Linked DNA regions of Mus musculus: region 1 is linked to region 2. The links are chromatin loops, found by intact Hi-C in ENCODE. Cell type or tissue: gastrocnemius. All regions are shown on one strand. Each heading gives the region's core, and the rest is flanking DNA. Links, peaks and the distances in the headings are about the cores only.

Region 1 (15,086 bases), core at 6,483-11,482, 370 kb after region 2:
CTTTCCCTCCCCTACCTGCCCCCCACATTGGGTGAAACGTTAACTTTCAGCAGCTAGGACAAGGCCCTTCCGGAACACATTCCCACAGGTGTTTTTGATTCTAAATGACAATTAGTTTCTTCTAAGCCCCAGAGCACAGAAAGTGACATTCAATGCATGGCTTTGCCATCAATGGCTGTCCGGGCTCTGTGACACCACAAAAAGCCAGGAGAGGGATCCACAGGGCAAGGTGGGCAGAGACCACTTGGTGAGATCAGGCTTGCTCAAAGCAGGGTGCTCTGTCCTGTGCTGGACGTGGAGAAGTCAGGGGCTTTGGGCAGCTTGGGAGGGGAGGAAGCTGTGGACGCCACACAGGGCATGCAGGCATACGCCCTTCCTAGTCTTGAGCACAGTGTGAAAAGGGAGGATGTCACCAGTGAAGCACCTACTATGTGCTGGGCTCAGGACCCACTTCTATACCTTTCCATCTACCTGTTCAACTTCCAAAGCCACCTGAGGCTCCCCAGGCAGGCAGGGGCCACACCTCTGCACTACAGCAGACCCAGACCCTTGGGCGCATAGTTAACTGTTTAGGAAACTCTCTGAACAGAGACCAGTGTCAACTAGTGTCACCCTTTGTGTCACCCTTTCCAAGGTGATGCTCTTTTTATCTTCACTGGTGGCTTCACTTCACGGGAACTAGAAGGCTGGGAGAAGAGCCTGCAGCAAAGGTGTCCCCGGGATACTCTGAATGTCCCTCTACGGAACCTTGGCATACTATTCCCTCCCATTTGCCTCCTTCAGTACTAACTGTTAGCCGTGTCTGTTGGTGACACTGTGGCACGGATATGACCTCACTGCCCTGGGGGTGGCTGTCTCACGTGACCCTCTCAAAAGCCGCCGGCCTCCTGCAGGCCTCCCCATGCCCCCTGTAACCAAGTGCAAAGTGTCTGAAGGGGTGGACCTGCCATCTGGACCGCAGGAGGGCAGGGAAGCCGCCTGAAGCCAAGCTGTGCCCTAGGGGTGTCTGAGCTCATTCTGGTCCTACTCGGACAGTCTGGAATACAGACTCTCTCTACTGGACTCCTGGGATTGACACAGCCCCCTGGGACTTCACAGCCCAGAAGTTTAAGTCTGGCTGAGTGGCAAGGATGCCCAGCAGAGAGAATGGTGGGCTGCTGGAACTGGGTCCATTCTAGAATTATACTGGGGGGAGCCAGAGACAGGTCGGGGCTGCAGCTGTTCCCACACTGTCCAAACTGCCCCACAATTCCCTTCCCCACTGTCCCCACTCCCGTGCTGTCCCTGCTCCCCAGTACTCCCCTTGACAACCTCTCCTCCCTGTGCCCTTCCCCTGCTGTCCCAATGCTGGACTCCTCTTCCCCATGCCCCTCCACACCATTTAGTCTACAAACTCCCAGAGTACGGATCACTTGGGGTCTGCCTGGCTCCCTCCCGCCTCACCCTGGTCCTCTCTCTGCAGCTTTGATCTCATCAGCCTCCCGTGCCCACAGGATGTTCCCACACGTGTCCTGCACCCTCTGAGCAGAAGGTCACTTGCCCTGCCACTGTGGCCCAGAGCAGGCAGGGTGAGTGTCACACCTCTCAGCCAGCTGTGACAGTAGTAGTTCTCATGGAGCCTACGGTGGCCCCTAGAGAGGACTACGGGGACAGGAGAGCTGCCTGGGGCAGGATCAGCCCAGGTTTCCGGGTACTGGAGGGCCACATTGTACTCATGCACGAAGATTGAGTTTCTGATTGAGGTTTCATGGGACCCAAGGGACTCTTGACCCAAAAAAGTAAAAGAAAGGACTAAAAGCCACGAGGCTAAGGAGGCTGCATTGCTCATGTCCTAGGAAACTCCTTTGTTATTTATCCCTGAAGATGTTCCATATCCCAGGACAGTCACTGGAAAAGCACAGCACACACAGCCATCCCTTTGTACCCGGGAAGGGGGCGGTGCGCTGGCTCTCAGAAGATAAGACTCCACAAAGGCTCTGGTCCTTATCCGCACTCTGTACCTGCTGAGCCCCTCCAGCGGCCCAGGAGACGGGAGGCAGCAAGCTCTGTGCACTCAGTTGCTAGACTTTGCTAGATGAGCAAACCACGAGTCTCTGTATGTCTGGCACAGACATGTTTTCATTCAAATAGTCTGGATCAGCAGTTAGTTAAGTCTGAAGGTACAGAGCTCACTGATAGAGCAGCCCACTGTGCTTGACTTGATGGGTTCATTAGAGACCCCACCCCACCCCTTCCTAAGCCAGCTGGCTCTGTGGAGTTAGTAGCAGGAGTTTGCCAGATGTGGCAGAGCAGGCATTTGCCAGATGTGGCAGAGCACACCTTCAATCCCAGCGCTAGGGAGACAGAGGCAAGAGGCTCTCTATGAGCTGGAGGCCAGCCTGGTCTACACAGTAGACGATCTGAAATAAGAGAGGACACCTCTGTCCTGGGGCGAAGGCCCGGGGTCTTACCGATGAACTCATGGAGGAACACCAGGGAGGCAATGTAGCAGGCCAGGCTGAGTAGCTCGGCCACTGTCATGAGCCAGTGCCACGTCTGGATGGTGAGCGCCACCATCAGTAGCTCAGTGAGGATGAGGGATGTGAAGGAGATTGCCACGATGTGTACAAACTCCGACTCGAACAGCAGCAGCGCCCCGTACATGATGGTGCTCCCTGCAAACACCACAGACAGCAATTGGAGGCGGTCTATCTGCTGCCCAGCTGCCACCCCTGGAGCTTTTGGCCTCGCTAGTCTGAGGTGAGGGTGGGAGGGGCAGCACCTAGTGACAGAGCTTCACTGTCACCTGGACAAGGGACTCACAGAAAAAGGAACTGCCATGGAAATTAATCACTGCCTTTATGTTTACGATCTCTGTGTTTCAGAGCTGGGTTTCACGAAGCCGTAGCTAGCCCTGACTTTCTAATCCTCCTGCCTCCGCCTCCCTTGTGCTGAGATGTCAGGTGTGAGCTGCCACACCGTGCTCACGTGGTGCTGGGGATCAAATCCAGGACTCTCTTTGTGCTAGACATGCACTCTGCAAGGGAACTGCAACCCAGCCTGTGACTGCCTTTACAAACACGGTGAGGATGCAGGAGGCAGGAGAGAGGATGGAGGAGAGAGGATCAGTCTTTCGACCGATGCATGCCTTATGCTCTGACACAGCTTCAAATGCCAAAGAAATGTCTCACCAACCGCCTCATCCCCTTCAAAGTTCTGGGCTCTGAACACTTTTGAGTATGTCACCCACAGGGGTTAAAAACAGGAAGGACATAAGCCAGCACTCATGTTCACTAGTAAGTTACATGTGTCCGCCTCGAAACAGAGAGACTGGGGCACAAAAACAGGACTGTGCTATGAAACACACAGAGAGAATTCGGAGAGAGGGAGAGAGAAAATGAACACACCTGGGGAGCTTAGATATTCTTAGAAAAAGCAGCTTAAGCAAGCTCTTCTTGTGTTTGTGGGGGGGGGGTACACTTGCACATGCGCACAGCATGGTAGATGTGTGGGGTCAACAGTTTGGGGTGTTGGTACTCCTCAGTCATGTGGGTTCCAGGGATGGAACTCAAGTTTGTCCGATTGGCAGCAAGCACCGGCACTTACTGAACCATCTTGCCAGCCCATGAGCTTTGTTAGTGACCTGGGGTATCTTTGTGTGTGTGTGTGTGTGTGTGTGTGTGTGTGTGTGTGTGTGTGTGTGTGTGTGAATGTGTGTGTATGTGAGTGTGTGTGTGTGTGAATGTGTGTGTGTGTGAGTGTGTGTGTGTGTGACTGGTGTTCCTGTGCTCTGTCCCACATGGTCAAGACTCAAACCCTTTTGTGCTTGCATATTTCTGTTGAGGGGAAGTGAGCCTGGACTCTTTAGGTTTCTCTCTGGCTTTGCTAGGCCAAGAAGCAGCCATGCTGCACTGCAGACCCCTGCTGTGCCGCACTCCCTGCTCTCTTAGGTCCCAGCTCCTCTCTCCATAACCGCCCGCTTCCCTTGAAAGTCAAGGTTAAAAAGCAGAGGACAAGCTTCGTTCCCCCACCCCACCTACCTTGATAGATGCTGATTAACACCCAAATTAAGAACGTCTTGTAGGACAGTGGCCGCCCCTGCATGAGAAACAGAAAGACCAGAGGTTAGGACGGAGGCTGGAGGCTTGCTGTGGTCAGCCTCGTTGGGACTCTTTCCACTACCCACTGCCAGCTTTTATCACAGATACTCACAAAGTTCCCTTCTCTCTACCCCCACCCAGTTGATATGGAATAAAAATGCCATCTTTCAAAGAGAACCCAGAGTTGGTATATGCCTGTCTTGTAAGCTACGCTAAGAACACTAAAGCAGGAGGGTGGTGGGTCCGAGACTAGCCTGGGCAACTTAATGAGATCACTGGAGAAGAAAGCTGGGGTGGGCGACCTTTAATCCCAGCACTCAGGAGACAGAGGCAGGTGGATCTTTGTGAGTTCCAGGCCAGCCTGGTCTACTCAGCCTGCGCCAGGCCAGCGGAGAAGGCAGCACAGTGGAAGGTTGCTTACTTAGCACTCTCAAGGCCCTGGGCTTGTACAGACAAAACAAAAACAGCAAAAGGAAGCCCTCCACGTGCAAACAGAAGTCCCTGCCTCTTAGGAGGCGCAGTGTCAGAGAGACCTCCAGGAGCATGGCTGGCCGCTGGTGGCTGCAGAGCAGGCCTGGCGACTCCTCAGAAACACACGCTGTTGGCAGTCTGCACTGGTCATTCCTGCATAACCCTACACCTTCCACCCCAGAGCAAGCAAGCCCCCATGCCTCTGCCCCTCAGACAGGGGGAGCAAGTGTGCAGGAAGGGGAAGGGAAGGCAGTGGGGAGGGGGGAGGGGGGCTGGGGAACCTTAAGCAGGTCCTTGTAGAGCTCAGGATACAACATGGCGACTTCCGACTTCACGTCTTTGTCCAAAACCAGGGAGAACACGGGAAACATCGTGTAGATGGTAGAATACCTGGAGGAACAGCAACCATAAGACCCTGCTCACCATTCCCGCCTCTGCGGAGGGTGCCACCTCCCTCCTGCCCGCCTGTCCACTGCTGGCCCATCATGCACCACGCCCAGGTCTTAGCACTAGAGATTCAAGATATAAGACAGAGGTGAGAATTTATCTCTGCTCTATTCTCTATGTTACTAAACAGGAGAGCTGTGTGTATTATAACAGTGCCAAGGACAGAGGCAGAATGGGGAAGAGAAGATAAGGTGTGTGGTGTGTGTGGTGTGGTGTGTGTGGTGTAAGTGCTATGTAGTGTGTATGTGGTATGTGATGTGTGGGGTGTGTGTGTGTGTGTGTGTGGTGTATATATGTGATGTGGGGGGGTGTATGTGTATGTTGTGTGTATGTGTGTTGTGTGTATGTGGTGTATATGTATGTGTGTGGTATGTTTGTATGTGTGTGCCTATCTGCTGTGTGCATGTGTGTGTATATAACTATGTGCCCCATCTGGTGAGAGTGCTTAAGTGTTGTTAATGCAAGGAGTCTCAAATCCAGATGCCAAGCAAGGCGCCACAGAGACTGTGTCTGTGTCTCTCCCTGTGGGATGGTTTCGGGATGTGAGAGACAGTGGAGCGCTCCTTTGCGATGCCTTACTTACCCAATGATCAGGAAGCCTTGGTAGAGAGGAACGGATGCAAAGTAGAACACAGACGAGAAGACAGCCTGCGTGAAGGAGGGAGTGGGTGTCACTGAGAGTCACGGCACAGGCCTCATCCACGGAAGGTCATGTGTCTATTACAGGGATTCCTGTGGCCCTCAACACCCTAGGGAGTCTGAACTATTCCATCATCTCCATGATGGAGACCCAGAGAGGGTCAGAGGCTGGTCCAAGAGCACATAGCTCAGCTGTGACAAGTCAGAAGAATTGAGCATCCACAGCCAGACTCAGCCTCTTGTGTGTACGCAGTGCCCCATGTGCTGGGGTTGGGAAGGCCTCACACCCAGGACCTGAAGTCACTGTGGCCCTTTGGGAGTCAAGCCAGGTCCTGCCTAAGGAGCCTACATTCCCAACAGCTCAGAACTACAAGCATGTGCCCTGAAACCAAGCTGGGGACACAGCTACCGATGTTTCCACATTGGCCATCTCAGAGGCCGGGTGGAAGACATTACTGTTAACTCCTATCTACTGGGTGAGCTGTGCCCTCGGGCCATACGTAAGAAAAGAAATGTTTTCACAGCACGTGACTGACTAGTGTTTCAAATGAGAAAGGACTTCTAAGCGGCTCTCACCTGAGTATGAACTTCTAACTCTGGCCAACAGTGCATGCTGGGAAGACCTGCTGGGGAGGCCAAGCGCTTGCGGATGCCTCCCAGATCCTGACATCTACACCTTAAGGCAGGCACTGTGGCTTCCAAGAGCTTCCCTCTTAGATAGCAGTTCTCAGCCTGGAGGTCACGACCCCTTTAGAGGTCCCATATCAGATATTTACATTATGACCCCTAACAGTAGCAGAATTACCGATCAGGGGTCACCGCAACACGAGGAACTCTACTGAAGGGTTGCAGCATTGGGAAAGTTGAGAACCGCTGACCTAGTGTAAGCCCAAGAATGATGGGAGTGCTGAGTTAAAGTTATTTGTAAAAATGTAGCTGGGACAGGTATGGTGGCACATACTGTGATCCCTGCGTTTCTGAAGTGGAGGCAGGGGGCTCGAAGGTTCAAAATCAGTCTTTGCTACATAAAGAATTTGAGGCCAGCCCAGGATACATAAGACCCAGAATCAAAAACCAAACCAAACCAAACCAAACAATCCTTAGCGTCAAGAGAAGCTGGACCTTTGCGGCCGGCTGGGCAGGCCAACGACTCTCCCTGTACTAAGGTGCAGAGCGAAGGCATGGGGAAAGCCCCACTTGCTGCAGCGCTCACTGCTGAACACCACAGCCACAGGAAGCCCACCCGGCTCCTCTGATACTTTCACACCCTCAGCATGGGGAAGTCACCTTGCAGTGCCTTCTCATTCAGCTGGACTGCATGACTGGGCAGAGCCGGGTTATTCTATAAACCAGCCTCAGAGCGCTTTCCCATACAGCAGCCTTTACACCAGCCCTAAAGCCTGCATGTGGACAAGGGTGCTCACGGGAAATAATGCACTTGTCTTGTTCATCAGTGTGCATCCCGGTGAGGTGCGATGTCACAGACAGGGGCTAAAGCACAAGGAACAGGGCCAGCCTCGCTTCAGAACCTTCCAGAACCTTTGGGTGGCTACCAATAAGAATTGCCTAGGTAGCACAGATGCTAGCCCATCTGTCTGCTTTTGTGTATACGTTCAAGGACATGATCATTAATCGCCCAGTGATTAAAACCACAGCACGGCCTGGTTCGTTGGAGAATTAGCATAACTGTCTGATGACGGATTAGCATAAATTAAGAGTACAGATGCAGCCTGATGATCCGCGGCAGCTGTGCGGCTTTAGAACATCTCCCCATTTCTGCACGGGCCAGAGGGGGCTCCCATGTGAGGCGGGGCAGGCACCTCTAACATGGTGAGCTGCCTTCCACATACAGCCACACACTTCTACAAACTACATCTGTGTGTGTGTGTGTGTGTGTGTGTGTGTGTGTGTGCTTTTTGTGCCCATGAGCTTTCCACAGAACTGGAATGGAGGTCAAAGGGCATCTGTGGGAGTCAGCTTTCCCTCCTCCCATGGGGGTTCTGGGACTGAGCTCACGTCATCAGGCTTGGCAGTAGGCACCTTCACCCACTCAGCCATCACGCCAGTCTGCCTTACGTCCAGGAAATGTCCTGCTTGGTTTACTGATGATGGCGAAGATGCCTTCGGCTTGAACTCTTATTTTCCAAGTGCCAAGTTCAAGGGCAAGGCAGACCCTACCAGTTCACTTCATGGGTGGAAAGGTCAGGCTGCAGTCGGAAATGGTGTGTCCACAGCCTTTACAGGTCCTTGGTGGCAAAGGCAAAAAAGAGACAGGACTCAAATGTTCCTATCACCAAACTCAAGTGTTTCACCATAAGGCCTGTAGAAGGGCTGGGGTGGGAAACCCTTTCCCTGCAAGGTTAGAGTCTGAAATACAGGCGCCCTAGGATGCACAGATTTCACACAGATTCAGCCTCGGCCTTTCCACCTGTAAAATGGGCTCGGCTAGCGTGAGGAAGACAGGAGATACGGACTACATTACAAACACTTAGTCAATAGACAGGGTATAGGATGCACTCGAGAAAGGTGAGTTAAAATCAGGAGTGGTGGCATGTGACTATAATCCAGCACTTAGGCTGAGGCAGGAGGATCACATACTTGCACACACACACTAGCCTGGGTTACTAAGCAAGACCCCTGTCTCAAACACCACATTTATTCTTCCGATGTGGTTGCCACTCCTTGGCCCTGTGGAGCCAGGGCATTTGTTTGACTGTGACCCCGCCTCTCCCTCTGAGGAAGCAACAGTGAGGTGGGGGCCTAGTAAATGCTATCAGCTGGGGTGCAGCCAGGTGGAGGACGGACTGGCCCGGTGGGGCCACAACTCCAAAGCACTGTCCAACTGCTGGGTTTTCCATGATAATGATTGTTACGAGCACCTGGGCACCTGGGCCAACTGCCACCCACCTGGGCAATATGCCCCAATTGTGAGCCAATGCAGAGGTGCCAGCTGCTCACCCAAACTGGGCAATGTGCCCACATGTACACCCAAAAAAATGTACCTGGTGCCTACTCACCTGGGCAGTGTGCCTGTCTGCACCTGTGAGAGATGCCAGCTGCCTGCCTACCTGGGTGCCACGCCCATGTGAAAAGGTACAGACTGCCGCCCACCTGGGCAGCGTGTCTGTGTGCACGTGTGAAGAGGTGACTCTGGGAGGTACCAGCCGAGGCGTACCTGCATGGTGCTGATGCAGAGGCTCCTGTGGATCACAAACTGACTGAGGGCCGCCGAGCGCTTGTAGCTGTTCCGACCGTGCACCATGAGCAAGCGGCCGAGATGCTTGAACTGGGTGATGGAGAAGTCCGCTGCCAGCGAGGCCTGCTTCCCTTCCTGCAATCGGCACACAGAGGTCAGGGCGCCGTTCTCATTTTAATTGAAACAACAGGACATGACAAGGAGACCTTTGAAGACATCCAATAACGAGACTCTCTGGTTTCAGGCTACACACAGTTGGTGGTCCAAGTCAAATTTGATTTAAAAAGAGGAATTTACTTAAATAGAAAACATACTAAATCACGGAGAGTTGTAATTTGGAGGTCAGATGAATCTGGTATTAAGTTCACCCCCACCCCCAGTGTGTATGAGAAGAAGGAAAAAACCGTCCAATAGGTGCTTTATAACATTTAGGGCCCTGACGAGTAAAACCAGGGAAAGACGGATGCCGGTCACAATGGCAGAACATTCTGGAACGTTTCTGAATGCTCGCTCATGTGGGGACAGCGCACAGTGCACTCGCACAGTGCATTCATGCTTTAAAGGGCAGGTGTTTGACAACGGTATGGATAGAGAGGGACAGCGGTACCTAACCATGTGACCCAGAAAATACGTGTTCCCTCCCATTCCCCCCCAACACTCTTGCCACACGGGCCACTCAGAGGGAGCTGACCCAAGGACTCACTGACATTCTGAATATCTCAGAAACATCAATGTAGGGTCAGCAAGGTGGCTCAGCAGGTAAAAAAGCGCTTGCTGTTGAGCCTGACGGTCAGAGATGGTGACCCGGGACCCACATGACTGAAGGAGAGAACGGAGTCTCACAAATTGTCCCCTGATTTCCACGTGAGCGCTGGGCCACACACACACATACACACACATATACACATATACTCACATCCAAATAAATAAATTAATTAAGTAAACAAATGAATAAATGCAGTCTGTATTGATGGCATAAATATCAAACACTCCTCAAAAAAAAAAAAAAAAAAAGATCAGAGAAGTGTTTTACATTAGAGAAGATTAAAGAGACGCGCACGCACGCTAATAAGGGGAACCCAGGGCCTTGATTATTTCCTGGAGCTTCTTTTGTTCTTAAGCTACAAAGACATTTTGGGGACAATCGGGCAAAATGCCCATGAATCATTAGGTCAGCATTACATCTGAGGCCCAGGGCCCGGTGGGTGGGGTAGGAGGGTAGAGCACAGCTGCTGTGCTGATGCAGGGGGATGCTACTTCTTAAGGCCCCTGTGAAGTATTTAACATGAAATGTGTGCAGTCTACTTTCAAAGGGTCCAGAGGGAGAGGGGGTGGACAGGAAGGGTCCAGAGGAGGAGAGAGTGGACAGGAAGGGTCCAGATGGGGAGAGAGTGGACAGGAAGGGTCCAGAGGGGGAGAGAGTGGACAGGAAGGGTCCAGAGGGGGAGAGAGTGGACAGGAAGGGTCCAGAGGGGGAGAGAGTGGACACGAAGGGTCCAGAGGGGGAGAGAGTGGACACGAAGGGTCCAGAGGGGGAGAGAGTGGACACGAAGGGTCCAGAGGGGGAGAGAGTGGACAGGAAGGGTCCAGAGGGAGAGGGGGTGGACAGGAAGGGTCCAGAGGGGGAGAGAGTGGACACGAAGGATCCAGAGGAGGAGAGAGTGGACACGAAGGGTCCAGAGGGGGAGAGAGTGGACAGGAAGGGTCCAGAGGGGGAGAGAGTGGACACGAAGGGTCCAGAGGGGGAGGGGGTGGACAGGAAGGGTCCAGAGGGGGAGAGAGTAGACATGGGGCAGCAGAAAGGAAGGGAAGGTTGATGGTGCTCACTGCCAGAGTACAAATTTCCCCAACAAATGACATTTAAAACTATATATAAGCCGGTCGTGGTGGTGCACGCCTTTAATCTCAGCACTTGGGAGGCAGAGGTAGGCGGATTTCTGAGTTCGAGGCCAGCCTGGTCTACAAAGTGAGCACCAGGACAGTCAGGGCTACACAGAAAAACTCTGTCTCAAAAAAACAAAAAAAAAAAAACCACAAAAAACAAAAAAACCTATATATAATTAGAGTGTGTGTGTGTGCGCATGTGTATATATGTACTTGAGTATGCAGCTATGCATGTCCATGCCCATGAACACGTATGTGCGCATGTGTGCACATGTGTCTGTGTGTATCTGAGTGTACAGCTACGCATGCCCATGCGCATGCACACCCCTCCAGTGCAGCAGCACACTAAGCAGCTTGCTTTCTCTCTCTCCGTGGCACTGCAGTGACCCAGGGCCTCAGTGAAGCAGACAGCCTGCGGCTTAGGCCACGCGGGTGCTCCAGTGAGCCCCTGGGACCCACCAGTCTCTGCCCCCCAGTATTAAGAGATAGAAGTGCACCTGAACTTGCTCCGTGTTTTATGTGGGTGCAGGGGATGTGACCCCAGGTCCCCACGCTTGCAGCACAAGCTCTCTCACCCACGAGCCACACTCCCAGGTCAACGTGACACTTTTTCAAAACAGAAGGCTACAGCACTGAGTTTTGCTGAACTGGGACCAAAGCCTTTAAGTCAGGCCCAAGCACCAATCCGCATCACTCAGGATGAGTGCTGATGCGGTAAGAAGGATGCTGCCACGGACGGTTCAGAGACGACAGCCTTGATAACAAGCCTGCTCCCGAGCAGAGAGCTGGTGAGGTAAAAGCACCAGGTGAGAGATTTCTGAAACATAACAATAAATTAGACTGAGAATTAGAAGCAAGAGCTGTCCTGTCTCGGCTGGAGAGAGGAATCCAAGATGTAGCAGACAGAAGCGAGTTGCATGATGGAGTGTGTGGTGTGTTGTTAATTTAAAAGTATACATGAAGATAATATATATACATGGGTAAAGTATGTGTAGACAGCATCTATGACAAACACACACACACCCACAACCAGCACTGCGCGGAAAGTCCTTCTGGAAGGAAGACCACCCAGTGTTACTGGCTGGGTGCAGCTAAGAGGCAGGGTGGGCCTACCTTCACTTATTTACTTCCACTGAGCTGAGTACTCACTGCTCTTAGATGGTGGAACCCAAAGGAATCACGATGTAAATTTTAACAGAAGGGAAAAAGTTCTTTTTGTATCTAGCAATCAATAAAAGGATTCAGAGATTTGTTTTTATCTTTAATTGTGCGTGCGTACGTGCATGTGTGTGTGTGTGTGCTCGCTTTCGTGGGGGTAGGTATGTGCACAAACCACACTGCCCTTGAGGGCAGAAGAGGGCTCTGGGTTCCCTGGAGCTAGAATTACGGCGGCTGTGAGTGTGAACTGCTAGATCTGGGAACCAAAATGCAGTCCTCTGCTACAGCGGCAGCCCACGCTTTAACCAGGCCTGAGCTCCTCTCAGGCCCACGCCCCACGCCCCCACGCCTCCCCCTGCCCCCACCTCCTTTTGGGTTTTCTGAGATAAGAGTCTCGCTCTGTGAGCTATAGCTGGCTGGAACTGGCCACAACTTTCTCGCCTCTACTACATAAGCACCGGAATTAGAGGCGTGAACCACCGCAGCTCGCTCAATCATGCTCCTTAAACCTACACCTAAGAAATCTGTGCAGATTCTGGATATGGGGTGACCCCCCGCCTCCCCTCCGCCCCCCAGAACCACACGCAGACAGCGTGGCAGGACGAGCCTCGGAGAAGCAGGAGGATCTGCAGTTCATGGTCGCCCTCAGCAGCCTGGGATACATGAGACTGCACTTCAAATAAAAGAATGAAAGAAAACAAGAAGAAAACTGACTAGAAAACTCGCGCTAGGGAGGCAGAGTGGATGCCCCCACACTCACCTTGCCCTCCACGCCCACGCCGCAGTCGGATTCCTGGATCATGCTGACGTCATTGCCTCCGTCCCCTGTGCAGCACACAGAACACAGAGGAGAGGTAGAAATGTGGAGATATGTGAGAGGGACGGCTCACACTCGGCGTTCTCACAGTGATGATCCATGACCTGCCTTCCACTGAGTGTGGACTATGTCTCGCACAATGCATCCAGCCACTCTCAAAAGAGACTATGTGTCGGAGACCAGGTGGCTTGCCAGGGTCAAACGCTAAGCAGTGGCAGGGGCCAGCATCTACAACCACCGCAGGCCCTCCTCCCAAGATGATGGCTACTGCCACTGGTAACCGGCCCACAGGTGTCCCCAGGAAGCACTCCCCATATTTTCGTCTTTGCACACTTGGATGAGAAGGCTGCCACCACCGTCCCCATCCTGCTGAGGTGCGAATGAAGGCGCAAGCAGGTAAAGGAAGCCACAGGGCATCAGTCAGTGACCATCGGGTTGAGAGGGTTGAACCCGGATCTGAACTTCAGCATGGGGTCCGCACCCCCTCTGGAATGCCGTGGTCATCTGCTGTATGCAAAGACCCTTCCCTTTTGGCACGTTTGGTCTCCTTTCTCTCGAAGGATACACTAACAAGAGCAGCAGTGTCTGCAGCCAAGTGTCTGCTACCTAAGCCAAGAGGCCTAGGAGTCTGACTCACAGCAGCAGAACTCAGGCTCCTTGTGAAAAGGAAAGCTCAGAGCAGCTGCAGGACAGGATGTCACAAGGCAGGGCCTCGGGCAACTGATTGCCACCACCCAAGCAAGCCTGAAATTTTCCCCGGGTGAGTGGGCTCCTCCTCTCTAGGGGCTCCTCCTCACACCCAGGCAAGCTTACCTACTGCACAGGTGAGCTTCCCGGTGCGTTCCTGGAGCAGCCGAACAATCTGGGCCTTCTGGGTTGGGGCACAGCGGCAGCACACCACAGCCGGGCACTGGCAGGCCAGTTCCATGAACTCGTACTCATAGTATTTGAGGCAAACCTGGGCAAGAGGTGAGGGTGGGAGCAGGGGACAGGGTCAGGCGATGGCGACAACCTCCCTGCAGCCCATAGCCTAAGTGCTCAGCGCTCACCTCCAGGGAGTCTCCAGAGATGACCAGGGCACAGTCATGCTTCCTACGGAAGGCATTCAGCTCCAGGTGGGCCTCCCCGCGGTTGGTCACCTGAAAGGGGACAGAGGTGGAGAAGGTTCGGCTCTCTGGAAACGGCCAGACAAGATGGCACTGGCCTCTAAGAGCTGTGTAGACAACACCCTTCCTTCCTGTCACCAGCTATAACTAAAGGATGCTGTGGGCCCTGGAGCCTGTTCATATGATGCCTCTCATCCTTTGCAAGTTTCCAAGGACTAAAATCTGCACACAGTCTGATGGGGACAGGGGCCATGAGGACCCCCTGAATTTACTCTCAACCTTGTACCTCGGGGAGACAGAAGCCGGGACGTGTCTGTCAGTCAGGAGCTGTGCAACAGAGCCTTGGAGAGTGGCCCTGTATCACCTTTTACCACAGCCGCTGCTATGGGCTCTGGCCAGCACGCTTGGCTACTGGCAATGCCCAAAGCAGCTCCGGGACCTAACTTTCCTCTGCTACTCAGAGCACAAAAGGGTCGGAGTTCAAGAGTGCAAGGCTGCGTGGTGGAGTCCCATGGCACGAGCTGAAGAGATGCTCACCTGGGTCCCCCAGCCATTCAGTAACCTACACCGCCACCCGAGGCCACCAGTGGCTGCTCCTCCTCCCTTTAGAGGCTCATCCCAGGTTACAGGTCACAGGACAAACACAACTTCACCCCACAGGGCCCCAGCGCGATGCTTTACCAGTCGGAAAACATGGATATCTTGGTTTCTGGTCACCAGATGTGCGTTCTTGGCTGTGCACGTGGCTGTCTCCAGCTTGTCCCCTGTTAGCATCCAAACCTGAAATCACAGCAGGCAAACAGTCCTGAAGGTTGGGGCTCTGAAGCCGGCCTGTCCCTTGGAGCAGTGAGGCTCACAAGAACACCAAACCTCTTGAGACTCAGTCCCTGTGATCCCCACAGACAGCCTTGGGGGCTACTGCTAGGAAAACAAAGGCTGACTGTTTGCTGGAGAAAGAGCCAGTTGGAATGCGATGTGGTGGGGCACAACTATAATCCTTGCACTCAGGAGGCTGAGGCAGGAGGATTGCTATGAATTTGGGGCTAGCCTAGGCTACATATTAAGAACACCCACAACCTCAAAAACAAACAAAAAAACAATAAAATAAAAGTGAACTATTGGCAGTAGATATATTGGTAAATGTCTGTAGTCCCAGCAGTCAGGACAGAGACAGGAGGGTTGTGAATTCGAGACCAACCTGGGCTGCATCTCAAGAGCAAAAACACTGAAGTGACTGGCTGCACAGTGACTGGCTTGCTGCCGGGAAGAGAATGAGCAATGCGGAATGA
Region 2 (15,086 bases), core at 3,972-8,971:
CTGGCCTCAAACTCACAGAGATCCACCTGCCTCTGCCTCCACCTGCCTCTGGGATTAGAGGTGTGCATCACCACTGCTGCTACATGCAATTTCTTCTTTCTTTCTCTTTCTTTCTTTCTTTCTTTCTTTCTTTCTTTCTTTCTTTCTTTCTTTCTTTCTTTCTTTCTTCCTTCCTTCCTTCCTTCCTTCCTTCCTTTCTTCTTCTTCTTCTTTTTTTTTTTTTTTTCGAGACAGGGTTTTTCTGTGTAGTCCTGGCTGTACTGGAACTCACTCTGTAGACCAGGCTGGCCTCGAACTCAGAAATCCACCTGTCTCTGCCTCCTAAGTGCTGGGATTAAAGGCGTGCGCCACCACTGCCCACCCTAGCCGCAATTTCTTACTGTGCACAGAAACATGCTTATCCTGTGGGGACATGTCCATACACACAGACCTATGGATAAAAAAAAATTGTTTGCATGACTAAGAAAACAAGTTTGGTAGGTTACTAAAGAAGGGAGATGGGAGGTCAGTTTTAATGGCCTCTGGAATGTGCCCAGCTCAGAGGCAGGCGTGTCAGGGTCATATCACCCAAACACTCATGCAATCTGCAGAAGAGGCTCGGGGTCTCTTTGTTGGCCTTTGTTCTAGAGCCCACAGGCTAGGACAGTAGGGGGCGCAGTAGAGACCAGGACCGTCACAGCTGCTGACTTCAGGACACTCACATTATCAGGGAGGGAGGTAGAGAAGATGGATACAAACACGTCCACATAGTAAGACATCAAGCAGCACTAAGGTTGTTCGGCTAGCGCAGAGAGAGAAGACCTCCCAGGGATGGCATAGGAAGTTAGAGCCAGTCTTCAGAGCTGCTGACGGTCTTACCTGTTCCTCCTCCTCACGCAGGCTGGGCAGGGTGCTGACAGACAGGTTGACGGCGGTGACGGTGACAAACAGAACGGACAGGCAGGCAAACACCTTGCCAGGCAGCCCTGAGTGTGGCCGCTCCACCATGTCACGCAGCCTCCTCATGCAGCGGCTCAGGCGGCCCTCGCTGGCGGACGGACCCTCACTCTCTTGATCCTCGCTGTCCAGCGGCTCCTCCTCCTCCTCGCGCTCCATCATCTCAGCAAACTCCTCGATTTTCTGCAGGTACCGGCGCTTGCAGCAGCCGTCCAGGTGGTCCTCCGCGATGCCCCAGTACAGCAGCTCCTCCTGGAAGGACAGGGCGCACATCTCCCGAAGCAGCCTCAGCTTGCCGGCCCGCAGGAAGGTGAGGATGGTGCCAAAAGCTCCGGGGTTGCGGTCGAAGAAGAACTCGTTGCAGGTTACGTCATAGTCATCACACACGCTCAGGATGTCGTCGAAGTTGGTGCAGGCCTTGAGCTGGCCCAGCCGCGTCAGTGGGAACTCATCCAGGGTGGTCCAAGGTAGTGAGTACTTGATGCCACCCACGTTGATGATGATCTGTCGCCTGCGGTCCCCAAGGGAGCAGCTCTGGTGCAGGTCGTCCTGCGGCCGCAATCGTTGGGCCCTGCGGTAGAAGACGCCCTTGATGGCCTGGCGCTGTGGGAAGAAGGCCGGGTGGAAGGAGGTGTCTGAGGCGCAGCTTAGAGCGCTGTAGTCATAGTGCGAGTTGTCTCCCGGTAACAGGGTCATTTTGGGGCTTCACATCCCTCTTGGGCCTGGAAGGAGGAGAAGGAGGAGAGATCCTTGGTGACCCCTGAGTCTTAAGAGAGCCCTTCACTGATTGTGGAGTATGTATTTTTATTTTATTTTTAAAAATAGTACTATGAGTTTTAAATATTTTTATTTATATGCACATGTGTGCGCCTACATGTCTGTATGTGTATCACATATGTGAAAATACCGAAGGAGGCCATGAGGGGGTGGTAGGTTCCTCTGAAATGAAGTTACAGGTGGTTGTGAGTTGCCATGTAGGTGCTGTGGATTGAATCTTGGTCTTCTGCAAGAGAAGCCAGTGCTCTTAAGCACTGTATGTGAGTGTGTGTGAGAGTGTGAGTGCGTATGTGTGAATGTTGTATGTGTATAGTGATGATATGTGTTGTGTGAGTGTGTATGTATGTGTGTGGGTGGGTCTGTGTGTGTGTATAATGGTGCATATGTGTGTGTGCACGAGCATGTGAGTGTGTGTGCGTGCATGTGTGTGTGCATGTGGAAGCCAGAGGACATCTTTGTGAAGCTGACTCTCTCTACCAACTCACATGAGCTCTGGGGACGGAACTCAGTAACGAGGCTTGCTTCACAAGCGCCTTTCCCTGCTGAGCCATTTCACCTGCCTGACTTCTTGGTGTTGAGAACTGGAGGCATGAGGGCCAGAGTGGAGCCCTGGGGTTGGGTTAGAGTTTAGTGTGTGAGGTGCTGGAAATTGAGCCCAGCTAACTTTTAATTAAATGGCATAGCTGAGAGAGACATTTTAGCCTTGGCCAGTGGCTCTCAGGTGGCGCTGACTTAACATGGGACATGCAGCGATGTCTGAGGTAGTTTTGACTGATGCGTTGGAGAGTTCTAGCTTCCAGCAGAAGGGCCTGGGAGCAGCTAACTCAACAGCCACAGTGCCCATTACAGCCCCCACCGAAGTCATCTGGCCCTCAATAGCCCAAATGCTGAGTGGAAAGGCCCTGGTATTGAAGTGATAGCTTTTGGAGCCACACAGTCCAGGTAAGTCACCTACCTATGAAATGAAAGAGCCTGACACGGGCCAGTTGCTCAGTACTGGCTGGTTATTGTCTTAGTTTTTCTCCTAACACCCTTATCACTTCCACAAACAGGAAACAGGTACATAAGAGGCAATGGGCAAAGACATGTCTGGATATCAAAATAGGGCCTGTTTTACTCCCCTGTTGGCAAATATCACCTTGCAGACTCCAGGGGTGGAGAGCACAGAGCCAACTCTGGCTGCTCCAGGTGCTTCAAAATAAATCTGCCCCAGGTTGTGTGTGTGTGTGTGTGAGTGTGTGTGTATGTGTGTGTGTGAGTGTGTGTGTGTATGTGTGTGTGTATGTGTGGGTCTTCACATGTTCCCATTCTTACATGCCTTGAGTCAGGGTCTCACACTGGACCAGAAGCTCGCTGCTTCAGCCTGACTGTCTGATCAGTGAATTCGTGGGATCTGCTTTTCTCTGTCCCCCAGTGCTGGGGCTTCAGGCACATTCTTCTATGCCTGACTCTTTACATGGGAGGCAGGGATTTGAACTCAGGTCCTCATGCTGCAGCAACAAGCACTTTACTCACTGATCCATGCTCTTAGCCCCACTGTGTAGCCAGTTTTACGGTTATTGGTGTGCAAGCTTGGATACTTCTGAGGACTATCTGCTCTCCGGGGAGGGAGCACGCCTGACTCATCTCTGGATCCCTATACCCAGCAGTGTAAACGCTCCACGACCCACTTGCCCACTTGCCGGGGATGAGAGCGTTTACTGTGCATAAACCTGCCACATGTGCAGCTTTAGAAAGCAAAGGTCAGAGTATCAGCAACCACGACCTTCCTTCCTTCCCAGCCTCAGAGTGAGCGGTCTGCACCCAGAGAATGAGGGGGCTGACCTGTCTCCAGCTCCTAGGCTCAGCTTGGTTTACAAATACTTCTGATACTTAAGCAGTTTCATGTAAAAAGATGTACTCGTGGCTCGAATTCCGATTGAGAAATGGCTCTGCCTTTTAGGCCCCGCTCCAGTCTACTGCAGTCTTAACACTCTCCTTCACTCCCACCCTACCTCACTTGCAGGCTTCCTTTACTGTAGGCATTTGAGACCTCGGGTTACTCAAAAGACCTTTCTAGAACTAAATGGATGCATAGGAAAGTAGCAAAAGTTTAATATCCCCCCCCCCCAATCTCACTACATAATGTAGACTAGGCTGTCCTCAGAATTGTGATCCCCCTGCCTCAGTCTAACGATTGCTGGAATTACAGGTCTGTAATTGGCTTTTTAAGATCATCATCCATAGCTGGGCTTGGTAGTGCACCCGGGAGGCTGAGGCAGGAGGATTATCATATTGAAGGCCAGAATGAGATATGCAGTGAGACATTACCCTAAAAATATTTATTTAATGTGATGGGTGTTTTGTCTGCATGCACGTCTACACAGCAAGTGTGCAGTGCCCATGGAGGGGTTGGAAAGACAGTCTGTTTGTGAGCTGCCATCTGGAGCCTAGAAATTGAACCTGGGTCCTCTGGAAGAACAGCCAGAGCTCTTAAAAGCTGAGCCATCTCTCCAGCCCCAGAGACACCATTTGTTTGTTTGAAGACAGGTTTTCTCTGTGTGGCCCTGACTGTCTTGAGACTTGCTTTATAGACCAGGCTAGTCTCGAACTCAGAGATGTACCTGCCTCTGCTTCCCAAGTGCTGGGATTAAAGGCTTGGGCCACCATAAGTGGCTTTTTTGAAAAAAGATAATTATTTTTTTTCTTTTACATGTATGGGTATTTTTCCTGCATGTGTGTACATGACTGCCTGGTACAGCTAGATGTGTCAGTCTCCTGGAACTGGTTGTGAGCTGCCACATGGATACTGGGAATTGAACCCAGGTCCTCTGAAAGAACAGCCAATACTTTTAACAGCTGAGCCACCACCTCTCCAGTCCACAGAGACGCTGTCTTAGTGAACAAAACGAAAGAGCTGGGGATGTAGCTCAGTTGGTGGAGCACCCACTCAGCATGAAGAGAAGCCTGGGTTATGCCCAGCACTGCAGAAACTGGGCATGGTAGTGCACCACCATGACCCCAGCACATGGGTGGTGGAGGCAGGAGAGTTGTTAGTTTGAGATTGTTCTTTGGTAATGTGAAGTGAAATTCCTAGCAGGAGAGAAAAGACAGAAAGAGAGAAACAGAGGGGAAGCTGTAACCTGGGTTAAATATTCTATGATGCCAAATGACTGAACTTGGAGGATTGTGAATCATTAAAGTGTCGCAGACCAGAAACCAAATTATCTTGGGCTATTTTCAGTCCCTTTGAAAGCCATTCATTGCCCACACCTGTGTCTGACCTCAGAATACATCTCATTAAGCCCACTAGATTTACTGACTCACTACCTGTGGCCCCCCACTGCTGTATTCTGTAAATACTTTGATTTATATCTTCCTTTGTTCTGTAATGAATAAGATATAACCACTTTCACAGTGGAACAGGCTTCAATCTGTTTCCCCTGGCCAGGACTACTAAGATTTGCCTCCAGAGTAAATCTTTCTTCTTCTTCCTTTTGGGGGCAAGGGCCGTGCTTTTGCGTTACAAAGCAAAGTGGAGGCCGCTGGGAGTTACAGGAAGACCCATTTCAAAACAAAACAAACAAACAAACAAACAAACAAACATAAAACCTATCTCTCCCTTCAGTTCCTGAAGGAAGCAAACAGTGCGGGTGGAGACCTGTCATTTCCAACATGGGGGGGGGGGGGAGAATCCATTTGGGGTGAGGAATGCACAGCTGATTTTAGGGGAACCCAGCCGGGAGGGTGCTCACTTCAGGGCCTTAGCACCCTGCACAGTGGGGGGGGGGGGGCGGGAAGCTGTAGCTTCACAGACCGAGAGTTGGGGAACTAGCCTACACCTGTTTGAAGTCAATGACTGCATTTTAGAGCGGCTGAGAGAGATTTACACTTCTCCTAAAATTGGAACCCATGTCCTCAGGCTAAGCCTGCCGGGATCCCTCGGAGGCGTGGGAACAATCCCTTTAGGTGCTTCAAGAGTTCCTTGCTTCTCAACTCTGCTGCTTATCCTGCCACCAGAGACAAGAGGAGAGCCGTGCTCTACTTGGCTAGAACAGCCTGGGAACCTCGTTTCCCCAGCCGACGCTAGCTCGCTCACTCACTCACTCACTCGGGAGCCTCTTCTCTCCAGGAGTCTCCCTTGCACCCCCACTCGCCCTCCGGCAGAGGCTCCCCATTAGCCGCTCATTGGGTCTCCTGCACACAGTGGAATCCTTACAAGGGGTTAGCTGTCCCAGCAGGTGGTTAGGACTAGAGGGCGGTGGGTGAGGGCTCCAGATAGCAGTGTCCTCCAAGCCACAGCTCAGGGGAGGTCAAAGAGCTGATCTGCTGAAGGGGGAACTGCTTTCATTTCTCCTCCTGTGGTTCCTAATCTGATGGCTACAGCAGGGCGGCTGACATTTCTAGACTTCAGAGTTAAACACATTCATCAAACGGGACACAGGCAGCTCCTGGACACAAATGCTGCTTTCTGCAGCCTGATCCTTCCCAAGGATTTTATGTCTGTCCGTTCATTGATTAAGTTAGTTATGTCGGCTGCAGGGACTGGGGGCTATAGAGGCTTGGGAGAGGCTGCTGGCTGAGAAAGGGGTTGTGGAAGAGTTAAGCCATTCTTTCGTTCTTCAACGTTCCCACGTATAAGATGCTATGCTGGGTCCGGGGACACACCAGAGAGCAAGCCAGATCCTGCCTCTGTCCTCATGCACCTGGTGATGGTGGACGGAGGGACTGAATTTCCACGTAAGTGCACCAGTGACTTCAGGATACGGCAACTGCTGTGGTAAGTCAGAGCTGGGTGACAGTGGTGTGGCAACATTCTCTGGAGGGCCCAGGAGGGGACATGGGGCAGGGCTTTGTGCATGTGAAGCACCCAGTCTTGTGCTTCTTCAGATCGGTTTACTCCGGATGGAGGGGACAGCTCTGATTGCCCTGTCTTGCAAGTGGGCTTGGCTGATCAAGCTTTGAGGGCAGGCCAGGAGGCAGACAAGGCAGGAAGCAGGAGATGTATTTGAAGGTCAGCAGGTGCAGGTATAGAGGCCTATGTGTCACAGGGTTTTATCTATGTAAGGCAGGGTTTCTCAGGCAGTGTCAGGGGTAGACTTGGAGGCCAAGACAGGACAGTGGGAACAGAGGAGCAAGGCTAGGACAAGTGGAGGGGACTCGGGCTGGCATGGCTTCAACGGGCTTGGAGGAAGAGCCTGCAGAACTTTCTGAGGGGTGGAACCTGAGCGAGGGGACAAGAGAGGAGGGTGATTCCAGAGGCGACCAGTAGGCGGCGCTGAGATAGGCGAGAATGGAAAGGAGCCGCTGACAAAAACTGGTGTGGATGATGGACAGGGGAAGATGCGACCTAAGTGTAGGAAAGAGACAGCAGGGGGGAGAATCTCACAGGCAGGTCAGAGGGTCAGAACCGACCTGACCAGTGTGTGGTCCAGGGAGGACCCAGGCTAGCAGCATTATCTCAAAGTACAGAGGCAGGAGCCTGACTTGAGTACAGAACCCAGACCCTAGGACTCTATTGAAGTCCTCCACATCAGATCTCAGAGGTCAGTGCAGACAGACACCACAGGAGTTATACATCAGGAAGATGTGAGCCACTCAGGGCACATTCATCCGATCCCCAGACCCTGTGAGCACTTTCTGGCAGGAAGGGCCCGAGGCTACAGATGGAGGAAGGTCACTACGGTAGGCTATCAGTGGCTTGGAAAACAGAGGAGGAGCTGGGAGCCAGTGTGAGCAGCCAGCTGAGGTGGACAGGAAGTCAAGGGCTTCCTGAACAATCAGAAAGGGGTGTGGCCTCGCCAGCTCCCAGTTGTAGCCACCAGACCCACTTTAAACCCGTGGTTTACAGAACCACAAGCCCACCAGTGTGGATTAACTTAAACCATTCAGTTTAGGCAATAAGCATACAAAATAGCCGGGTGTCCTGGCAACACGCCCGTAATCCCAGCATTCAGGAAACAGAGGCAGGCGGATCCCTGTGAATTTAAGGCTAGCCTGGTCTACAGAGTGAGTTCCAGGTCAGCCAGGACTACATAGTAAGACCTTGTCAAAGAAGAAGAGGAGATGGGGGAAGAGGAGGAGGCAGTAAATCCAGGGGGTGGCAGAGACTGAGTTGGGCCTCCATCTCTCAGGAGCTAATCAGATGATTCGCCTACTTGGAGGTGGAATGGAGCAGAAGAGCCCATCAGCTTTGAGATGGCCGGTTGCTTTATGACTTTGGACTTCTGCATTTGTAAAATGGAGATGCACTTGAATTATGGTGAAGAGAGGACTTGAGAGATGCGCTTGGCCCAGTGCCTGGACGGCAGACACCTGACAGACACATCTCAGTCTTGGATCTGACAAGTGTCTATCACTCTTCTCCACCCACCAGCCAAGGGTGTCTCCTCTGAGCTGACCTGCCAGGATTTGAACTCAGCACCACCTGACTCCCATAGCCCAGGGCTGGAGAGAGTGCTGTCTGGCCAGCCCTCCAGCGAGGCTGTTCTAGGCTGCTAAGGAAACAAAGAAATGTTGTTCACCTGCTCTGGAGCAGCTCTGGAGCCACAGAGACAGGAGACAGCGCCATGGCAAATCACCCCCCTTTAAACCTTTGGGTGGGGGATCTGCTTCGTGGGATTTTGGTCTCAGGGATGAACAAGAAAGATCCAAGAATGTCACCCCCTTTACTTGAGGCAGTGGGATGTTCCCAACATGTGTCCCCAGGGACGGGTTTGGTGGCTCTTGCTAGAGAAAGACGGGAGATGCAAGGCTGTGGTCTGTGTAGGATCACAGAAACAATTGGGTCTCTAAAGCACAAGCCAAGTGGGAAAAGCGACAGAAGTTTACAGCACGGTGCTATTTATGTAAATGAGCACACTACTCCCGACTAGGACTCAAACATGCAGACGGCTCTGTGTGTAACATGCAGAGTGATGGAGGGAGGTGGGGAGGAGACCATGCCTGGGAACAACGGGAAGGGAGGAGAAAAACCGGGAGACAAGATAACCCGGCTCCGGTGAAGGAGGAAGCGGGTTAGGGGGTGAAAGGTGGGTCACACAACTTGAGGTTGTCTAAGTTAACAACAGATGGACAAAAGCACAAGTGGCCATAAAGCTTTCAGCTTGGGAATTGTCTTAGGCGAGTGCTCAGCTCCTGGTGTCCCTCTGAGATTCCCTCGCCATGGAACCAGCCTGTCTGCTCCTTCAGTAACAACCATCACAGCTAAAGACGCAAAGAGGAGTGGGAGGGAGGGTTCCATACATGCTGGGAGAACCCAGGGCTGCAAGGGGCCTTCTGCTAGACCGACCAACCCGCTCTTCATGGCAATTTTAAGGCTTCACTGCAGAATGGGAGAGTGCCCCTCCCTTGCGCTCTCTGTCAGTCACTCATCTCCCTTGGGGTTGCCTCCATCCCATTCTCCTCCAGGAGTCCAGAGACCCACGGCAACCCTGAGGCTGTTTCTCGTTCTTCCTCCTGGAGAAAAATGGCACTCGGGAGCTGTAACTGAGGCCCAGCAAACATTTCCAAAGATAAATGTTCATTCAGAGAGAGACTTCTAAGTAGCACTGGGTCCACCATGGGCTTAGGGGTCTGGATCTGAGAAGGGAGTAATTGCAATGGACAAGATGTCCATGCCTGATGTGGCTAAGCATGGCCACTGCTCTTATGAAGGATCCTGCACTCAAGCCAGCCATCCACAACCACAGAGCACTGGTCTCAAAGAGCTTTCTCCTGCCCCTTAAAATGAGCAATAGTGTTTTTTTGCGGAGCTGCTCTGAGGGCCAGTGAGTAGAGGTTTCTGTAGCCTTCAGCGACATCATCCAATCTCCGGCCTCGAGGTCCTCACGTGAAAAGGTTCTGGCCCCTAAGATGCCCCTCCACGGGACACTCGGTAAGCACCAAGGTGTGATACTGGGGCCCTAACTTCAGGGGCTTACATTCTTTCCTAAAAGGCAACATGGGGAAACTGAGGCTCAGTGAAACAAACATTCATGGCTGACAGTAGGGGACTGTGATGGTCTGCGGGATCCCTGAATTCTACTGTCACGGTGGGAACCATAGGTCATTCCTGAGAGGGACTGGACCTTATCTGTTTCTGCAGACAAGCTTTTGGGGAGGCCTGGGGGTTGGGAGCAGCAGGTGACGATGCAGGCCGAGAAACAGCACCATCTTTATGTTTGCACTAAGTCAGGGTAGGAAAGCAATAGAGTCCCTGCTTTTGTGGAGTTCTGGGTCATCATTGTGGCCTCCAGAGATATGACCATGGTCACAGGGGTTACGGCAAGGCCGGGCCATAAGCCAAGGCATTCAGGAGGCATTCTAGACACTGGAGAAGGTATGTGGGAGTGGATGCTCACCAGAAGATGTTACCGGGCAAGACAAGATTGGGAGTTCTTATCTCCTCAGACTCTGAGATGTTGATAAACACTTCGTATAGAATTCGGGAGTCTAACACAACACCCTAGGCAGATTCCTAGAGGTTAGAGTAATTTGTTGAGCTTCTGGTGTTGGGGTTTGGCTCCTGGACTACCATCCCTAACTTGAGCAGGGAACCCGAGGCTCCCCTCCTTCTCTTCCCAGGCTCCATGTGGTTCTGGTCTCTCCCGTGAGTCTCATCTGTCAGGATTAGGGTTCCTGGCTGGGCTGACTCAGAGGCTGGCCTCGCTGCATCCACCCCCAATTAAATTGTTAATTATAATAGATCCAGCTATTAGGCTGCCCAGGTCCTCACATGCTGCCCCCTCACCTCAGGATTGCTGCCTGTGGAAGTCTGTCTTTCCCACTTGCCATCTGTCACTCCCACACACCTCAGCTTTGTCTCCGGAGAGTAGGGGTCAAAGTGCCCGGGGAGTTCCATGCTGGGAGGTGGGCTCCTGTCGCCATGCCTCGCCTGAACCAAAATGGGGGAAAGTGAATCAAATAGGCGGGCTGTGTGTTTAGCCACTGGGCTCTGCTGCTGGCAAAATGGCTCCTGGTGCACACTGTTACTCTACCAGGAGCTTTTCAAAATTGTGGCCAGAACATCCTTTGTATTAGCCTCTTCCTTCTCATGTGTGTGTGTGTGTGTGTGTGTGTGTGTGTGTGTGTGTGTTTCAGCTGTTGTTTCTGTCCACTTGTTTTTGAGGCAGGGCCTTTCTCTGGGTTGGCAGACAACTGAGCCCCAGGGGTCACCTGTAATCAAGCCCTGTCTCTTTGGCCAGGATCCTATGCCTGGTTTGTTGTTGTTGTTGTTGTTTTTGGTACTGGGGATTAAATGCCGGCCCTCGGGCTTGCTTACTGACCTAACCCTCTTCCTTCCTTCCTTCCTTCCTTCCTTCCTTCCTTCCTTCCTTCCTTCTTTCCTTCCTCCTTCCTTCCTTCCTTCCTTCCTTCCTTCCTTCCTCCCTCCCTCCCTCCCTCCCTCCCTCCCTTCCTTCCTTCCTTCCTTCCTTCCTTCCTTCCTTCCTTGTGGTCAGAAATTGGGGGACACTGGTTAACACAGAGGAGCAATGGGGACCTGGAGACAGCACCAGCTAGCTGGGCTGCTCACAGGGCTCGGCAGGAAGGAGGGGATGCTATGCCAACTGTCTGTTGGGGCAGGCGCTGGCCTGAAGCAGGGATAACTTAAAGCACAGTTCAGATCCTGTGGCGGATTCATATGTTGACTTTGTTCATTAAGGACAGTCTGCCAGGTAAAAATACCAAGGCTTGGCAGCCTCTTCTATCCCTTCTGGTTTTATTAATTCTATTTAGGTGGTATCACCAGCCGCTATCTCCATGGGTAGGGACAGGGAAGGTGGGCTCTCTTTTTCTGGGTTTAGACAACCAACCCAGAGTAGATTCTCAGAGGGGCAGCCCTGTGAGCTACTGTGTTCAGGAAACATCTTTGTCTTTCTGTCCCTGGGGCAGATGTCTCACCTTTTGCCAGAGTCCCTTGCCAACCCAGTGCACAAAACTCAACTGCCTCCCCCCCCCCCCCCCAGGAGTCTGCCTCATCAGGCTGCAAGACACTCACAGTCCGGGTCCTCCAGCTCTGGGAAGAGGCTCAGGGTGACTTGTTTTCGGTTCATTCGTCCCCTGTGGGTTTGGAGTGTGTCCCACAGCAGACATTTTTCCACTGGAATGGATTGGCTCAGAGCTGGGCTGGTAGGAGCAATCCCTTGGGGCCAAGCCTCCATGCCTAGCCACACTTCCCTCCCCACCCTCTACAGCAGGTGCCTGTGCAAAGCTGCAAAAGCATAAAGACCCACAGGTAGAAAAACCCACCGTGTGCACACCCCACTGCCCTAATCTCCAGGAGTACCACTTAACCTGGTGATGTGTTTATTGATGAGACACCAGGCAGTGACTCTGAGTACCGTCATAGGTGTGTGTGTGTGTGTGTGTGTGTGTGTGTGTGTGTGCACGTTGGTGGAGGGTTGGGGGTGTCAAACAAACCCCAGCGAATATCTACCTAGATTTATAGTCTGGCAGGCCCTCCTTTCTCCAGCGAATCAGACCAATCCCTGCCCCCTCCTCTCACCTTCCTGTGGACTTAGCTCAGATGTCACCGAGGAGGGGTGAGTATGCGTTTGCCTCCCACCTATTATCTACTTGGGGAACTCAGGTGTTTAGCACCCCTTAAGTACCTCTGCATTGCAAGTGTTTAACAAAATGTGTGCCAAAGTGACAGCTTGGCCTCTAAGCCCCATCACTAGGAGGAGGCTGTGCTCACCTAACATTAGATGAACCTTCTCAGCCCTCATCATCACTCCCAGCCCCCACTAAAGAGCTTTTAAAAGCCCACTTCTTCCTCTCCAGGGATCGGACCCCCCACCCACCCAGGAATGAACGCATTAAGCACCAACCTTAAATCTGCTATACACATATGCTGTAGCGCGGGCCACCCTGGCAGGCTGTGCCCTTCTGAGGCAGGGCCTGAGAGTCTCAACCTCCCCCCCGCCCCCCCATCGCCAGAGTCCATTGTCCTGTCGCCACCTCGGCCATTGTTCAATCCAGGCTTGTTGAATAAATGACTGGATGAACACTGAGTGTTTGGCATAGTGAGATGCCCACAGCAGGTGCTCAACCAATTTTTGTACAACCCAGAGAATGAACGAGTTCGTCTCTTTTCCATCCACACCCAAAAACTATGAGCAAAGCCGGGCCACTTATCCCGGGTACACTGAGGTTAAGGAGACCTCTAACTTTCTTACTAGATGCTAAGGCCCGCGACCACTGAATAGTCACTAGGGCCTTGCACACAGTAGGCGGTCCATAAGCCTTCACTGAGTTCGTAATTAATGAATGACTTAAATGAGTCCCGCTGGTGGGGATGCTGCCTTCCGTGCCTATTGACAGTGAAAGACTTCCCCGCATTCCAACTCCTCCCGTGGGACCCCAAAAACCCTGCACGCAAAGTCAGAGCGCACTACGCATTCCGGGGACCCCTGGAAAGGATCCGTGGCCGGACCAAACTGCGGCCGCGTGGGTGCATGCCGCATCGCCCGGGCGGCCTCTCCGGGGCTCCTAGGTATCCGCAGAGGGTACCGGGGCCGCGGCCACGTGCAGAGCCCGGAGCGCCGCTTGCAGGAGCAGGGTCCCGCCAGGCTGCAGCCCGCGAAGTTCCCACCTTAAGTTCCCGTCGCGGCGTCCCCGCCTAGGAGCTAGCCGGGCCGCAGCTCTGTCTCCCGGCGCAGCGATGCCGGGGTGAGGATGCGAGAGGGGGCAGCAAGCGGCACGTGGGACCCGCTTGGCCTGCCGGGGCTGCCCGCAAACTTTGGCCCCAGGGCCGCTGTCCTGCGCGCTGGACCCCTGACCGTCCCGCCTCCGCCTCCTGGTGCCCGCCGGGCTGCAAGTGCGCCGGCAACGCGGCGCGGCAGCAGCTGAGGGAGGTGGCCGGGCAGGAGGCGGGACGGAGGGAGGGGACTGCGCGCGGGGCGGGGAGAGGGGCGGGCGGGGGGCGGGAGGATGGAGCCACCGCGGGACCCGCCACTGCGATGCCACGCACCCTGACCCGACCCAGAGTCCAGGTCCTAGCGGAACGCAGTGCTGCACTCTCCCCATCCTGCCCATAACCATCTCCTCCCATAATCATCTCCTGCGCCCTGCAGGCCCCTGCCTTCCGGTGGCGACCTTTTAAGTCCCAGCGCTGCTCCTCCCAGGGCTCCTGGCCTGAGGCGCATCCACTTCTCCAGTTTTCTCAGTGGTCGTGGGACGCTCTTCCACCCTAGGCTCAGCGAGTACCAGGACCCGAGCCTCATTCCCCACGTGAGTCGCTATCGTGGGAACGCCACCGAACCAGTCTTCTGTCCTTAGGTCCAACCTCACGCTGAACTGTCACGGACACTGCAGATGTCACGTCGGGGGTGGGGTGGGGTGGCCGCATTTTATGTGTGGCAGTCCGGGAGCCCCACACGCTCTCCACCTTACCATACCAGCCATACATGTGCCTTCTCCATTGGCGGCCTTGGGCTTTTCCTGCCCCTGCGGTCCAGGGCCTGCGCCACCTTTGCAGTGTCACCAAAGCCAAAGAATGAGCGCTCTGGGCCCCAGAATGACTCCTATGCTGTAGTTCCTCACTGTCCCGGGTGGGTCCCGGTCTGGCAGTCTCTGGGTCCTGTACTCAGTCAACAGCCTGGAGAGGACAGGGTGGATTCTGGAGGCCTCTGAGTTGGCAGAAGTTGCAGCAGGATTTGGGATTAGGTGGGAAAGCTGTCTGAGAAGAGAGGGAGTAACCTGCTTGGGGAAATTGATTGGTACTGTCCTTTCTCCTCCATCAGGGAAGCAGGAGAGACTCAGGAACCAAGCTCAGCGAGTGTGCCTCCTATGCCTGGGGCTTCTTTAACGAGTTGCTTAGGCTTGGCCCCGGGGGATGTAAGCTTTGGGTTCACTCAGCACGTGGGTGGAGACAGATGGCAGAGTCAGAGAGTCAGCTGAGGACCTGTCCCAAGAACTCTCAAGCTTCTGCAGCGTCTACACCAGGAGAAAGGGGGGCGGGAAGTGCAAGTAGAAGGGGAGGTGGGGGAGGGGCTCTTCAGATGGAACAAAGTCGACTCCAGATCAGGGCCAGGAACTGAGAGGACCTCATCTTTGGGAGATTTGCAAAGAGATCCCACTAAGGGGCAAACAAAGGCTTCTGAGATGCTGAGAGACACGGGGAGGCAGTGTGCCGGAGGGACATAAATAACAGAGGCCAACATAAAGGTTCTCGGTGGACTCTGGAGGCCAGTGCTCCCACGTCCCATGTTGAAAACATGGCTGGTCCTTGGTGCTCTGTTAGCATGAACAGAAGGACCCATACATCCATCTTTCTTGCTTTCTTCTGAGCCTCGGGTTCCAGAGCAAGGGCTGTGCTGTCTTCCTCTGGCCGGCAGCTTCCACATGGGAAAACTTAAGAGTAGCCTCTTCAGTGATTGTTGGAGGAAGCCAGCACTGTCCTATGACAGCAA

The links. Hi-C counts contacts between places; a loop is a spot of excess contacts. Peaks named below come from ENCODE experiments on the same cell type or tissue, not always from the same donor. Only the 100,000 strongest peaks of a DNase experiment are listed, where the experiment ranks them.
Region 1: a loop joins it to region 2, with 2.8 times the contacts of the local background. A loop is called at or near these places in 10 of 42 quality-filtered maps.

The regions. Positions count from the first base shown.
Region 1 is chr2:168,635,051-168,650,136 of GRCm38, forward strand. It overlaps Atp9a (ATPase, class II, type 9A), which reads right to left. Exons shown (of 28, transcript NM_015731.3): 19 at 14,479-14,577; 20 at 13,741-13,830; 21 at 13,505-13,649; 22 at 12,635-12,699; 23 at 8,812-8,967; 24 at 5,581-5,645; 25 at 4,832-4,940; 26 at 4,020-4,077; 27 at 2,451-2,654. Mir7004 (microRNA 7004) reads right to left here and starts at 5,709; the gene lies at 5,646-5,709. In gastrocnemius, for the core only: no CTCF peak of the experiment used is centred there; a DNase peak (open chromatin) is centred at 8,624.
Region 2 is chr2:168,267,611-168,282,696 of GRCm38, forward strand. Kcng1 (potassium voltage-gated channel, subfamily G, member 1) reads right to left here and starts at 13,496. Exons shown (of 3, transcript NM_001081134.2): 1 at 13,268-13,496; 2 at 859-1,658. The coding sequence starts at 1,632. In gastrocnemius, for the core only: a CTCF peak has its summit at 6,953 (motif pointing right); DNase peaks (open chromatin) are centred at 6,954 and 7,616; H3K4me3 peaks cover 181 bases.